3 separate regions of the Homo sapiens genome follow, and regions 2 and 3 are each linked to region 1. A link is a loop called in an ENCODE intact Hi-C map of the cell type or tissue named here. Cell type or tissue: heart left ventricle. All regions are shown on one strand.

Region 1 (5,000 bases):
AGCCAGTGTCTCGGGAGTGGGAGACCTCATTTGTGGGTATATTTAGGACACAGCTGCAGAAAGAGCCACGTGAAGTTGTCCAGGGTCTGCGCCTACCTGTCCTCAGAGCCGTTCTGTCACGTCTCTCACCCAGGGGCGGGAGTGTGGAGCCACCTGCTGTTGTCTGCAATCCCTGGCCTTGGCCCCGAGACTAGTCATAGGAGGAGGAGCATCAGGGTTGGAGCCTGGGGAAAGCTGGGGGGTTTCCACGGGTTGGCAGGTGGAAGGGGCCGGTGTCACACACTTCTCCCCAGCGGGGAAGGTCCAAGTACAGCTCAAAATGAGCCTCATGGTTACCCAAGCTCCAGCTCTGAGATACTGGGGGAGTCAAGGGGGAGGTGGGAAGGGCAGGGCCTGTGTTCCATGTGGAGTGGCCATAGGGAACATGACCACCCCTCAGGGAGGCACTGTCACATGGGAGACAGCACAGACCTGGCCTGAGTGTTCACACACTGGCTCTTCCTAGCTGTGTGGCCTTGAGCAAGTGCTTCACCTCTCTGAGCCTTGGCTTCCTAACCTCTGATATGGGGATACTCACACTTGTCTCAGGCTTCTTACGATCATGCAGTACTCCCTGCGTGGTGATACCTTCCCCTGATGGTGGGCTATCAACATGTGAGGGGTGTGGGCTGGGGGCAGGAGGGCCGGGCCACCTAGGGTCCCAGCTGGAAGAGGGACACAACATGGCTCTTGCTGGCAGCCCCGTTAGGCAGGAGCCAGGGACGCATGGCACTCACTGAATCATTGATAGGCCCAGGCGCTGAGCGGCTGGCCTCTCTCGGAAGGGACTCTCAGCCCCCTCCAGAGGACTCAGGGAGTTGGCCTGAGCCTTCTCAGGGCTGTTTGTTCTTGTGCTCTCAGGCAATTTCCAAGCAGCAGCTGACCTCACCACCCTCCATTCCACGTCGGCCCGTGCCTGCCACATTCTCTGGGGAGCCCACCCCGCAGGGCACAGCCATGCCCTTGCTCTAAGCCCCACTGGTCCAGAGGGAATGCATGAGCGAGAGGGATAAGTGGAAATTTAATTTTTCATTCTGGGCATTCGTTCGGGTAATAACTTTACCCTGGGCACATCTGGAAAGGGAAATGAGGAGTGACTGGGGCAGGGCAGAAGGTGGGCAGCAGGGGGTGTGCTGGAGGGACACGCATATGCAGAACACGTGTGTGCTGGGCCACTGCACACCTGCGCAGACTCGCTTTGGCATGGCTTCTTGGGGACCTGGGCCCCTGAGGAAGGAGCACTGAGTGGTTGCTGGGAGATGAGTGAGTAGGCAGGGCTGGAGGGCGGGATGCCCAGGCCAGGGAAGCATGGGAAGGAAAATGGCTGGAGCAGAGTGGGCAGGGAGGAAGGAGCAAGGCCTTCTCTCTGTTGGCCACAGGGAGTCTCTGAAGGGCTCTCAGCCAGGAAGCACCGTGGCGAGGTGTGTGGGTTAGACTGAGCATTCAGGGGGCTGTGTGGATGGCACCGGCACACCCGTTAGGAGCTGCCACCATGAGTGAGTCCCTAGTGGGAAACAACAGGCCCAGGCTGTGGCTGTGGCGATGGGGGCACCGAGGAGATGGACCGGACAGAATCTGTGTGTGCTTCCGTGGGCACAGGCCCCAGAGAACCCCTTTCAGAGGCCCTTACACAGAGGAGCAGTTTCATGGGGTGGGCCCAGTGGTCACAAAATGAAGCTCCCTCCCTTCTCCCTCTGGGGTAATGACAAGGTGGGGAGAGGCCCAGGGTGCAGCCTCCACCAGACTGAAAAAAAACAGATGAGGCAGCCTCTATCCCTGTGGGTGTCGGGAGGAGACAGGCCAGGCCTCTCCAGCTGGGACCCAGCCTCTCGCCACTCCCAAGAGCAGGACAGGGAGGCTGCCAGGGTGTAGGATGTCCATCCCAGGGTGCAGGGCGTCTGTCCCAACTCACATTTCCAGTGAAGCCCGGGCTCATCCCTTGCAGGTGAGGGTCACAGTCTGCCCATCAGTCCTGGAGTTCTTCAGACCCAGAATTGCGGGCCTTGAAGGCCAGTGTCCTGGAAGGGAGGCAGGTGTGAGCCTGCAAGTGTGCATGCCCAGCCATGGTATGGACATGTGTCTCTGGGCATGTAAATGTGAACCAGTGTGAACAGGCTCCGTCTGCATGCTGAGTGTGCATGTGGGAGCCCGTGGCTGTGCCGTGGCAACGTGCCATTCTCTGAGCCAGCGAATGGCAGTGTGTTGGGAGGTCTGAGAAGGCAGCTGCATCCGTGCCTCTGGGAGGATTCGGTTCTCCCCCAGCTTGCCGAGGCCCTGCCTGATGGTCTGACACGAGGCACAGCTGCTGCAGCTGCAGATGGACAGAAGGGCTTCCCAGAGGTGGACCCCAGGCCTCCCCACTCTCCCTGTGGCTGGCTGCACTGCATGCTGGGGGGTGTAGTTCTTGCAGCTTCCAGGCCTAATCTGATGCCGGAGCATTTCCTGCCTGAGGAAGCGCCAGGCATTGGTTTCGGAGGCAAACCCAAACATTCTCTTTGACCCCAAACCTCCAGATCCTAGATCCAGACTGTAAGCCCTAACACTTCACTCCACCTCAGATCTATCCAAAGCCCCCAGCACCAGCCCACCCACCTCAGTCAGAGAACCAGGACCCCAAAGGCATGCAGAGCCCCCACTTCCCCACTGTCTTGGCCAGCCAGGGACCCCAGAAGAGAGGTTACAACCCTTCAGGAATAGGGACAAGCTGCTCCCTTTGTAAGAGGATGTGAGGGAGGCTGGCTGGGCCCCTGCCAGCAAACACAAATGACCCTGCGGCCTGGCTCTTCTCTCTCCTCCCAGCTGCGGCCCTTGCAGCTCTGCTCCTGGCACAGAGACAGGAGCTACTGGCTGAGTGTAACAGCTGGAGGGATGGAGGGGGAGGGGAGGACGCTCCACTCCACGCCAGACAGCCCCTTCTGCTTGCAAATGAGTTAGATCCCCATGCTTCTCCTTTCTTCTCTCCCTCACTCAGTATCCTCACTCGAAAGTCTTTGATGCTGGAAGGTCATCCCAGCCATTCTGCTGCTGCTACACAGGCCCAGCCCTAAACAAAATAACCGGGGTTCTTTGGTCCCAAAAGATCCCCAGGAAAGAGTAAACCTCCTTAAGACTTAAGGAAAAAAGTTGGCTAGGCGTGGTGGCTCACACCTGTAATCCCAGCACTTTGGGAGGCCGAGGTGGGCAGACCACTTGAGATCAGGAGTTCGAGACCAGCCTGGCCAACGTTGTGAAACCCCGTCTCTACAAAATATTAGCCGGGTGTGGCAGTGCGTGCCTGTAGTCCCAACTACTCAGGAGGCTGAGGCACAAGAATTGCTTGAGCCTGGGAGGCGGAGGTTGCAGTGAGCCGAGATCGTGCCACTGCACTCCAGCCCAGGCGATGGAGCGAGACTCTGTCTCAAAAAAAAAAAAAAAAAAAAGGACTTAGGAAAAAGAATTAAATAGAAGGCCTGGAGGAGAAAAAAAGCCTAGTGTCATCTGGTCCCAAGCCACCACACCACTCCTCCTGTCACCCACTCCAGAGAAACAAGGTCCCAGTGGGCCCCATGCAGGTTTATTCGAGTCTCTCCTTACAATACTTGCTCTGCCTAGAACAAGGCTTATCTCTAAGACATAATCTTGCCATTGTAGAATTCATTCTGTCGTCCAACAGATACTTCTTGAACATTGACCACATGACAAGCGGTCTAGGTGCTTGGTATAAATCCATGAGCAAAACAGACAAAAAGTCCCTATCCTTGTGGAGCTTACGTTTTCGCATAGGAGGAAAGACAATAGATAAAATACATTTTTAAAAAATATGTAGGCTGGGCGTGGTGGCTCACACCTGTAATCCCAGCACTTTGGGAGGCTGAGGTGGGTGGATCATCTGAGGTCAGGAGTGTGAGATCAGCCTGGCCAACATGGTGAAATCCCCATCTCTACTGAAATTACAAAAATTAGCCGGGTGTGGTGGCACATGCCTGTAATCCCAGCTACTCAAGAGGCTGAGGCAGGAGAATCGCTTGAACCCGGGAGGCGGAGGTTGCATGAGCCAAGATTGAGCCACTGCACTCCAGCCTGGGCGACAGAGCAAGACTCCGTCTCAAAAAAAAAAAAAAAGTAGTAATTTTGAAGGTGATATTGAGGAGGAAAAAAAGAGAGTAAGGGGATCCCAAGTGCTAGGGACCACACAGGTGGAGTGGGCTTATGAGCTGCAGTTTTAAATAGGGTAGTTGGGGAAGGTCTTGATGAGAAGGGGCTATTTGAGCTGTGTCCCAAAGAGAGTAAAGGAGTGAACCTGGGGGCCCTGGGGAAGTGGCTTTCAGGGGGCAGGGCAGCCCGTGCAGTGTGTGCCAGGAGTGGGGCAAGCCTGCAGGAAAGCGGGAACAGATGACTTCAGAGGTGGGGCGGGGCGTAGGGCAAGCAGAGCACGTTAAGGCTCTAGGGAGAGTCATTGGAGGGCTCTGAGCAGATATGTTACACTTCAACAGGATTTGTCTGGCTGCTGTGTGGAAAACAGTCCACAGAGGGAAAGGATGGAATCAGGGGAGCAGTTAGGCAGCTATTGCAATCAATAATCCAGATGAAAGATGAGAGTATCTTGGATCAGGGTGGTAGTGATGGAGACGGTGAGAAGAGATCAGGTTCAAGGTGCATTTTTTTTTTTTTTTTGAGACGGAGTCTTGCACTGTTGCCCAGGCTGGAGTGCAATGGCACAAACTTGGCTCACTGCAACCTCCACCTCCCAGCTCAAGCAATTCTCCTGCCTCAGCCTCCCAAGTAGCTGGGATTACAGGCACCCATCACTACACCTGGCTAATTTTTGTATTTTTAGTAGAGACGAGGTTTCACCATGTTGGTCAGGCTGGTCTTGAACTCCTGACCTTAGGTGATCCGTCCGCCTCGGCCTCCCAAAGTGCTGGGATTACAGGCATGAGCCACTGTGCCCAGCCTGCATTTTCAATTATAACTTACAAACT
Region 2 (5,000 bases), 340 kb before region 1:
AAGAAAATTATTTGAAGCTGACAGATCTGAATTTAGTGTCTGTTACTTACAAGTTGATTGATTTCTGCAAAATTCCTTTAACCCAGTGGTTTTCAGCTGGAGGTGATTTCACACTCAGAAGGCATTTGGCAATGTCTGCAGACATATTTAGTAGTCACAACTGTGTGTGTGTGTTGTGGGGGGGGGGGTAGTTACTGCTGTCATCAAGTGGGTAGAGGTCAGGAATGCTGCTAAACGTCCTACAAGGCATAGCCAGCGCCTGCTCAACAAAGAATCATCTGAACCAACATGTCAGCTAACGTTGAGAAGCCCTGCTGAGCATATTGAGCCTCTGTTTCCTCATCTGTAAATTGGGGTGAAGAGCAGCAAGCTAGAAGGATTAAATGTAGTAGGGGTGATCCCTGGAACATCGTAGACCCTCCACACAGTTCCTTTTGGTCCCCTCTCAAGGCACTTCTTCTTTCTGGGTGTGGAGAAGTTGGGGAGAATTCAAAAGTATTGCCAAGCTAATTACAGGGCAGAGAGTCACGTTCTGAAGGAACATGAAAAGTACTGGGATTCTTTAGCCTGAAGAAGAAAGGTGGCTTAAAGGTGATTTAATAATAGTGTGAAAGCCTAGGAAGGGTTATTATTTAGGGGAAGATAATCCACTGCTCTCCATCTTCACTGAGGAATGAAAATGAGCCCTGAGCAGGGTGGAATTGGGCTGGATATGAGGCAGGACTTCCTGCCTGTGGAGGTCCTCTGAAGAAAGAGGCTTGATGGCTTTATGTGTGTGGGAGGAGCTGTGGGCATGGCAGAGGCTGGTGTGTGTAGGGAAGCACAATGCTGAGGACAGCTCTGTCTCTGCCCTTAAGGAATTCATAGATTAGTCTGGGGTATATGGGGAGTGATGCAAATGCCACAGGCAAAGGGCTCCAGGAGGCCAAAGGTTTAGGGGATAAGAGAAGGAAGAGGAGGAGAGGCAGGATTTGAAATGGATCCTGAAGATATGTCAGATGTGGGCAGATGAAGAGCAGAACCAAGAGGCAGGGGAGGTAGGCGGGAGATGGGAAGATGTGGCTGTGTTGGAGGATCAGTGGTGAACCCTCCAGGAGATCTGGGCCAGATCATGGGTGCCCGGGGATGCCAGGTGAGGGGTTGTCCTGTGTTCAAAGGGGCAGGGGTCTGGGCAGGAGAACGCTTTCTGGAAGCTGTGTAGTTTGGGCTGGAGGCAGCCTGTGGGGCAGGAAGGGCGCTGAGAACTGCGGCCTGAAGACTTAAGTCACAAGAGAGAGGTGATGAGTGTGGCAGCAGCTGGCAGGGTGCGGGTACATCCTCTCTGGGGCCTGATTTCCTGGGTGGGACTCTGGTCTTTGGTAGGCAGGTTGCTCCAGGTAGGCAGATTGGCTCCAAGCGGGGCCACCCGCTGCTCGCAGCACCCTGGAGCCCATCCCGAGTGTGGGGTCCCTTCCTCTCCACTCTGGAAACCTGGGGCACAGCTGGCCGCCCTGATGCCACCGACGGCTCTGCTGCTGCAGGGACTCTGCTTGTGGGGGTGTGCGAGGCCCACTCCGGCTGCCCTGGGTACCTGTTCTCCCTTGGTGTTTCCTCTGTGCTTCCTGCCGTTGCCTGTCTGGTGCCGAAGCCGGCTGGGCTGCCCCCCTCAGTGGTGATGCTGGTGGAAAGGGGGTGTAGGAGTAAAGGCAGGAGCCGGGGGGTGGGGCCTGGGGACGCAGAACTATCTAGGCTTAGTAGGGCTGCTGACAAAGTCCCCCATCTTTGCCTGCCACATCTGTCTCTGAGTCTACACAGACCCCTCCGCCACTGATAGTGCCAAGCCCCTCCAGGGCTGCTCCTGCACCCCCCAGCCTCCGGCAACAGGCAAAACAGACTGCTCTGAGCAGTGGCTGCTGCTCCCCGGGGTCCATCCGAGCACCGGCAGCAGCACAACTTGGCAGCCGGCACAGCCCCGGGCAGGAAGCTCCTGCAGGGGGACTCCGCGGAGGCCTGGGTGAGAGGGGAGGGGCTGCAGTGAAAGGCCTGTGAGTTAGGGTGGCCCTAAGGGAGGACTTTCTGGCCCTACATGGAAGTTGGTGCAGTGCAGCGTCCCCACCACCAGACGGTGCATGGGCGCCTCCTAGGGACCTTGGCAAACACAGATATTCCCAGGCCCAGCCACACCTGCCGAGTCAGGATTTGGGGGCATTGGGCAGAGCTCCACCTACCCTCATGTCCAGGAGGCCAAGCCCTTTGTCCCCTCAGAGGACACCCGTTCAGAGGCACTCTTCTCTGACATGGGACAGCAGCTGCGGACGGTTGCTGGAGGCAGTCTGATGCGCCTCCGCGTTAGGAAGATTGGGGTTTGTTCCGGGTCTGTGATATTAGTTCTGGGACTATTGTCAAGGTGCAAAACTGTACCGAGCTTCATTTTCTTTATGTGTAAATGAAGCTGTCAGTACCTATTCTACAGGATTACTTTGAGGATCAGTGAAATAGTGTAGTGTCTCTACATGGTTGGTTTTTAACAATTAATATTCTTTCCTTTTCCGTGCCCCAGGGCCAGGACTCCAGTGAGCCCAACCTGGTGTTTTCCAGTGTTTTCAGGAGGCATTCATTCTCAGGGGCCCACCTGGGCTTGTGGAAGCCCGAGAGTGTGTATCTCCTTGAATTTTGCACCCTGGATGCCTTCCTTGCTCACCCTGGACCCAGCCCTGCCCTGCTTTTGAGCAATTTGTATTCTTGGTTTAACAAAGTGTGGAGAGGACCCTCAAGGATCTCAGAACCTACTGGATGAGGCAGGAAAATAAAAAGACACAGAGTGTGCTGTGTGATCAGCAGAGATGAAGGTAAGTCTGGGAGGATGGGGACCTGGGGCAGCCTCTAGCCCCGACAGGGGAGGGGGCCAAGATGATCAAATTAAGGGAGACAGGGAGGGGGCTGAGAAGGTGACAGCAGAGCCAAGATGAGCAGATGAACCAGCATGAGTTAACTAGCATCACAGACTCTCCTGTAATGGGATCCCAGCCCGGTTAATCTCCACCATGGGGAGGACATTTGGCCTGTGCCCACTCTGAAAGCCTACGGTTATGCCTATAGGATGCCAACCACTTGCACAGAGAGCACAAAGCTCACCAGATGCTTCCAAGGCTCAGAGGGCTGGCCTCACACTGGTGCTGGCCCACATTAGCTAGCACGCGGCAGTCCCCGGGGGGTCTGGGAAGATCCCCACCGAGGGGCAAATTCCCCTAGTCACCCTACAGCAAGCCCATTAACTTCTTGTTCCTCGGGGAGTGAAGGCACTGTGATTGTGAGTCATGCCACTCCCCAATTATTTTGAAAGAAAGCTTCCTTAGTGAAGGAGGAGAATTACAGAGCAGCGCCAGCGTTGGGGAAACATGCTCAACTTCCAGCAGTCATTCCCGCTCGCCTCCTTTCTCTTTGCTCGAGGTGCGTATGACAAGAGCTTCCAAACAGCTTAAGCACAGGAAACTCTGGGAGTGTGTGTGTCTATATCTGAGCGACTTTCATCTCTCCATAGGTTCAGTCTGTCTGCAAAGCCTCCCTTGTCAGCAGCTGGCGAGGCAGCTCAACAATAGAATGATGCTTGTTTCACCGCTTCCAACTGAGCTCCCTCGCCAAGCTCTCTCCCTCCAGCACAGAGAGGTGCATCTGCAATAGACCTGAGGGCTGGTGGTGGGGTCTTCAGCAATGTTTTTTCCAGCTTGATGCTCAGCCCAGAAAGAGCCTTTCCTCTCCACCTGCTGCCACAGAGCCCACCACCACCTCTGGCTGCTGCCTTGTAGAAATTCCAGCTAGCTCCAGTGGAAATCTCTGGGCTGGTGATAAATGCACAGTGGGGCAAGGCTGCCTGGGGATGGGGAGATTGTAGAAAATGACTTCTGGAGTCCTCTCCAGACTTCCATCATTAGGACAATTGTTCTCAGGGGCTTTGAAGTCTCTTGCTGTTTTGCGCCATTTTCTTTCTATAGTAATGGTCAGATTCTTCAGGGCTAGAAAGAGTTTGAAGGCCATCTGGTCCACTCTCATTTCTCTCCCCTCCAATGCCTTCTTCTCTCCCCTTTCCATGTTTAAATCTCCTCTACAAGTTGGGCAACGTTTCACTTATACCCTTACAGCTACAGGATGCTCAGAGGGTCTCAAGGTCCCTGGCTTTTCTTCTGTTGAGCTGGAGTCTGTCCACATTGGGTTGATAACAACTGGCTCTGCTTTTACCCCATGGAGCAACAGGATGGAGTCTCAGCTCTCCCCTCCACGACAGCCTGGCTCCTGCTGAAAGGCGACTAGCATGAAACCCCGAGGCTTCTCCTCCAGGAGAACAAGGCTGACTTCCTTGAACTCCTCCTCACATGCACAGTTTTAAGTCCGTTTGACTGGAAACGAACATTTGAAATCCATCTCGATTCAGACTTCCTCCTTCTGAGGGATTTAGTAGACAATATGACAGCTCCGAGTCCAGCATGTGGGTTTATAAAGGTGACATCATAGCTGCTGCCCCCAAAGTATGTCATTTAGCGCTGAAAGCCTTGTCTGGCTGGTGGTGTTCAGACCCATGGGAGTCAGTCAGCTGCTGGAGCACTCACTGCCCAGAATCCCAGGCTTCGAGGGAGGTACGAAGGAAGAGGAGGCCTGAGCCGGCTCGTGTGGGGCCCTCAGATTAAGGCAGGCTGGAAGAAACACCAGAAAGAGACTTAATGACATTCATAAAGGAGCCCAGAGGGCTGCAGTGAAGCATGTGCAGATGCTGGGGCCTGCCCAGGTAGCCTGTGCAGAGGCTTCCAGAGAAAGCTGGGTCAACTTGCAAGAGAAAGTGGAGAGCAAGAGGAGGAAGAGCTTCCTAATGGCAGAGGTGGAAGCCAGAGATTCAGTAGTGTGAAGGACGCTGAAAAGGCAGAAGGGGTGAAAAGGCTGCGTATGTGTGGGCGGGGTGGGGTTAATAGAAAATTAGAGGGGTGAGGTGGAGAACTTATCGGGACTGAACGTGTAGGGCAGGCTTTTCC
Region 3 (5,000 bases), 210 kb before region 1:
AGAAATAGATGAAACATGCACAACACATATAAATCAATATCCAGGGTATAGAAAGAGTTTCTACAAAATGATAAGAATAGGCAAAAAAAAATGAGCATGGAATTCATAGAAGAGGATGCATAAATAAGCAGTGAGTGTATGTAATTTTTAGTAAGTATGAAAATGCTTACTAAAATTAGGGAAATTCAAATTAAATCATATATTTTATTTTGGTCAAAATTATAATATTGGTAATAATCAGGGCTCCAGGGAGTGTGGAGAAATGGGAAGTTTGATACGCTGTTGGGACTGTAAATTGGCAAAGAGTATTTGTTCAAATTAAATATACCATTACTCAACTAATTCTGCCAGGAGTTTCATTTCATGTCTATCCTAGAGAAATACTCCTTTATGTTTACAGAAAAGCGCTGACAAAGATGTTCTTCATTATATTGTTTCTAGTAGTGACTCAAATGTCCAAGAGGGGAAAATAATTAAAGATACATACAGACATATGTATATACAAATGCATACGTATACATACATAATAGAATACTATTTAGCAGATAAAAATGAGGCAGATCTATAGGTAGTGGAATTGAAATAGCTCCAAGTCATATTTTTAAGTGAAAAGAGCAAATTGCAAACCATATGTACCACATTTTAACATTTACATAAAAAACAAACAAAAGATCCTACATGTTTCTATTTGTATGTGTATGTAAAATGCATAGGCAGCTGTCTGTGAGGCTTCAGTCATTCCCTAGTCACCACTAGGAAGGGGGCTGGGAAGGAGCGAGAAAGGGAACACTTAGGCTTTATCAGTACTATGTGTATTTTTAAAATATAACTATATATACCTCCTATAGTTAAAAATAAATGTAAACATTTAGTTTTCCTTTGTGCACTTGCTGAGGGCGTGCCACTCGCATGTTCTGGCTCACCCACCTTGTGCTCTGCCACCTTGGATGAAGGAAGCACATGTTTCTGGTTCCTCCCCACCAGGGCTTCCTGGCGAACCTGAGGAAGGCTCCGGATTCCCAGAATCCTCTAAGGGCTGGGCACGGTGTGGTTGCAAAGCACGTGGGCTTTGGAGCCAGAAGACTCCAAAGCCTGAGTTCTGCCCCCACTTCTTGCTAGCTATGCAACTTTGGTCAAATGAATCCCTCTGTGCCATGGTGTTTCCATCTGTAAAGAGGGCTAACTGGTAAGAATACCTTCTTGCAGGGCTCCTGGGAGAACTGAATGAACATCAGATCCACTGGGCATTAAAATATATTTTTTAAGTTTGAAAATGTTACTCTAACACCAGGTTTAGGGATCGCCTGTCTTTTCCAAACACTTGCAGTGACCCCTCCCTTACAGGAGAAACAGCACTGAGCATGAGTTTCCTCCCCTCTCCTCTCCTCTCTGCCTTCCCATATCTATGTGTACTCACTAGAGCTGTGTACTCACTAGAGCTGTGCACTCAGGTGAACAACGACCCCCGTTAACCTCTTTGATTAAGTCTTTGTCCTCCTAGTCCCCATCTACACACCTGTTAGCAAGTAGCAAAGGCTGCCCCTACCTCTGGGCAGCCAGCAGCTCCCCTGTGGCCCTGAGCCTGCTAAGGGCTGAGCTGGCCCTTCCCCGAGCTGTCTTTGTTAGCAAGAGATTGGCAGCTTCCTAGAAGCCAGCTGGGAAATGACTTCTGAACCACACCAAAAGGAGCAGAAGGTTAGCAACGCTTTGCCTCTACTCCTCCTTGGGCCCAGGCCTGCCTTTACACCTGCTTCTCAGGGAGGAGTAAACTACTCAGATCCTCCCTCCTCCAGGACAGGCCCTGCCTCTGGAGGGCGGACAGAGATAGTAGGAGAGGAAAATCACTTCTGACCACTGCCAGTCTATTGGCCAGCCAGGTCACCAGCCCCTGTCTCCCGAGACGCAGCTGTAGATGGGAGTTGAGGGAGCAATACCTGCCCAAATCGCTCCTGCTGCTCTCCATGCCATTCGCCTGTCGCTCTCCTCCAAAAAACGTGTCCATCATCTGTGAGCCCCAGGCTTTTCTCTCTCTCTCTGATTGGACCCAGGGACAGAGGAAGCCTGAGAAGATTGAGCAAAGTCTCCTGTTCTCCAGTCCTCCTCCCATTCCTGCTCCCTGAGGGGTACCAGAACCCACACCCAGCCATGTGTGCAAACAAGCATGCACACGCCCTCCAGGGTTCACCCTGCAGATCTAGAGGATCGCTCTGAGTCCTCTTCTCCAGCCCCTGCCTTTGGCCCAGAGGTCACCTGAATCTTTCCCTACATTTATTCTTATTCTTATGTATTTATTTTTAAATTCATGCAAACCAACAACTTGCACCTACATTTATTTTTAAAGACACCCAAGAACAAAGATTTCATCATGTTTAATTATCCTTTAAGACCTGGCTCAAGCATCATAGCCTCTGTGGAGCCCTCCAGAGCCCCCCTCTCCTTCCCCGTGGAGCTTTTTCCCTTGTGTCTCCAGCTGTCTGGTGAAAGTGCATCAGTCACAGAACTTACTCCACGGGGTTGCATTTTGTCACACATCCATCTCCCCCACCACACTGTGTCATCTGTATCTAAAACACAGTGATGACACATGTTAGACACACGTCAATGAATGATGGATGGTTGACTGGACAGATGGATGGAAAGCCTCCTGCCAAGGACTGAATGTTTGTGTCCCCTTAAAATTCCTATGTTAGAATCCTAACCCCCAAGGTGATAGTATTAGAAGGTGGTGATTTTTGGGAGGTGATTAGGTCACGATGGAAGAATCCTCATGAATGGGATTTGAAAGTGGCTCCAGAGAGCTCCCTTTACCCCTTCTGCCATGTGAGGGCACAGTGAGCATACAGCTGTCTATAAACCAGGAAGCGAGCCCTTGCCAGACACTGAACTCGCCAGTGCCTTGATTGTGAATTTCCCAACCTCGAGACTGTAAGAAATCAATTCTGTTGTTTATAAGCCACCCGGTCTATGGTGTTGTCATAGCAGCTCGAATGGACTAAGACACCTCCCTTGCTCATCCTCCCCAGCTTCTAAGATGTAATGCAACACAAGTTCTTCCTGCTGCCTACTCTTTCAACAGTCATAATTCTGTTGGCCTATATGTGTATTTATAACAGAGAATTGGCCAGGCGTGGTGGCTCATGCCTGTAATCCCAGCACTTTGGGAGGCCACGGTGGGTGGATCCCCTGAGGTCAGGAGTTCAAGACCAGCCTGACCAACATGGTGAAACACCATCTCTACTAAATACAAAAGATTATCCGGGCGTGGTGGCGCATGCCTGTAATCCCAGCTACTTCGGAGGCTGAGGCAGGAGAATCGCTTGAACCCAGGAGGCGGAGGTTGCGGGGAGCCGAGATTATGCCATTGCACTCCAGCCTGGCCAACAACAGCAAAACTCTGTCTCAAAAATAAATAAATAAATAAATAAATAAATAAATAAATAAATAAATAAAATAAATATAATAAACAGAGAATCTTCATAGACATCATTGCACCTGATGGGCCAGCTGTTCTTCTTTTTGGAGGAACCCAAGCTTCTTTGAGAATAGAAAAAAATTGTGCACAGAAAAGTGTACAAGTGTACAATTTTGTTAACAAGTGGCTTGCAGATACTACTGAAGGGCACTGAAAGGCATCCATAGACCTAGGTTCAGAATCCCACCGTGATGGTCTACACAGAGACCAATGCTCTTTCCTCTGCATATACAGCCCTGCATTAAGATGGCAGGAAATGAGTGGGCATCTGCCCTTCGTTGAGCTGAAGATCATTTCTGAGACTCTCTCACTCCATTTTTCTTCAAAGTATGTACTTGTTGTTCACAAAGCAAGTGATTTGCCCTAAATTCTATAGTGATAATAAACAGTTTTCTTCTTGAGATTATTCTGTCTTGAAAATGGGGTGTCCAATGCAAGTACTTAGGATTCTCTGGACAGTGCCCCCATTGGAGGCCCTGGGCTGGTTGGGCAGCCACAGAACACATGGAGTGCCCGTCTTGTATGCACCCGGCAAGAGGAGCAGGAGGGCTGGATCCACCCCTCCCTGCCTCCATGAGAGTTCTCTCGGACAGAGTGAGTTTCATGCTTACAGTCTGAGGGCCTCATCGCTGAATCCACCAGCAGAGTCTGCAGCCCGAGGCCCATGGTGGGGGAGGCAGGCGGGGCTCAGCCCTTCTCAGAGGCAAAAAGCAATGAGGTTGAACTTTATATTTATTGATCATGGCTTCTCTAGACCTTTACTATCATTTAACTCTCGCTTCTAACCAAATCCCCTTTATCTCTTTTTGCCAACTTCACTGCCCAAGATCGTTTTGTTCTCACACCGTAAACACATTTCCATTTCAGCGAACAGCGAGCCCAGCCACAGGAGCCCTCTCTGGGTTTATTTTTCTCTCTTATCCTAGAGCCTCCTCATCATGGAAGAGAATTAAAGGAAGGAGCAGCCCAGAAGGAGTTAAACCAACCCAGTAAATAAAGATTGCAAGATCTCAATTTCTGGAACAACTTCAAGCGGTGAAACTGTGGTTGATTTAAAGAGAAGGGCTTTTGGTGTTTGAATGAGTTGGGGGCCTTTCCATATGCAAATAAAAAGACAATCATGTCTCTGGATTATCCAGCAATTATGAACATTTAAAAGAAAATTTAAAATGAACATTTAAAAGAAAATAAATAATAAGAAAGAATAAAGTTGCAACTCAAAGCCTAATCTTCCAGGGGTCCTTCCCTCCCCCTTAGTAAGAGCCACTTCATGCTGGGAGGTGACTCCAGGTAGGAATCATGAACGGAGCAGCCTAAATGGATGTGCCCCTCTCCCTCTAAACTCTCTTGGTGTCTTTCTTATCTTCTAATGAGGTTCAAATGTGCTATACCTCGATTAGGATGAAATCAGAAGGCCCCCTTTCCTCTATCGCCGAACTCTGAGTTAGGCCAGATGAGGAAGGGCGGCTTGAGCACCGAAAGCCTTAGCACATGTCTTCAGGAGTTGCTTCGGCTCCCCGGGGCACAC

What was found. A loop is a pair of places that touch in the nucleus more often than their neighbours do. Peaks named below come from ENCODE experiments on the same cell type or tissue, not always from the same donor. Only the 100,000 strongest peaks of a DNase experiment are listed, where the experiment ranks them.
Region 2: a loop joins it to region 1, with 2.3 times the contacts of the local background. A loop is called at or near these places in 51 of 110 quality-filtered maps.
Region 3: it touches region 1 in a loop (2.1-fold over the local background); 5 of 110 quality-filtered maps call a loop at or near these places.

The regions. Positions count from the first base shown.
Region 1 is chr11:119,669,103-119,674,102 of GRCh38, reverse strand. The region is part of intron 5 of NECTIN1 (nectin cell adhesion molecule 1); the gene reads left to right. Among named protein-coding and RNA genes, the nearest start is that of NECTIN1-AS1, 38 kb to the left of the region's middle. RefSeq lists an enhancer at 1-524. In heart left ventricle, no CTCF peak of the experiment used is centred here; DNase peaks (open chromatin) are centred at 2,312 and 2,812; H3K27ac peaks cover 250 bases.
Region 2 is chr11:120,010,522-120,015,521 of GRCh38, reverse strand. No RefSeq gene overlaps it. Among named protein-coding and RNA genes, the nearest start is that of LINC02744, 18 kb to the right of the region's middle. RefSeq lists an enhancer at 1,000-1,605. In heart left ventricle, CTCF peaks have their summits at 1,889 and 2,096; a DNase peak (open chromatin) is centred at 2,024; H3K27me3 peaks cover 3,543 bases.
Region 3 is chr11:119,877,043-119,882,042 of GRCh38, reverse strand. No RefSeq gene overlaps it. Among named protein-coding and RNA genes, the nearest start is that of LINC02744, 120 kb to the left of the region's middle. RefSeq lists a silencer at 813-988. In heart left ventricle, a CTCF peak has its summit at 2,825; no DNase peak of the experiment used is centred here.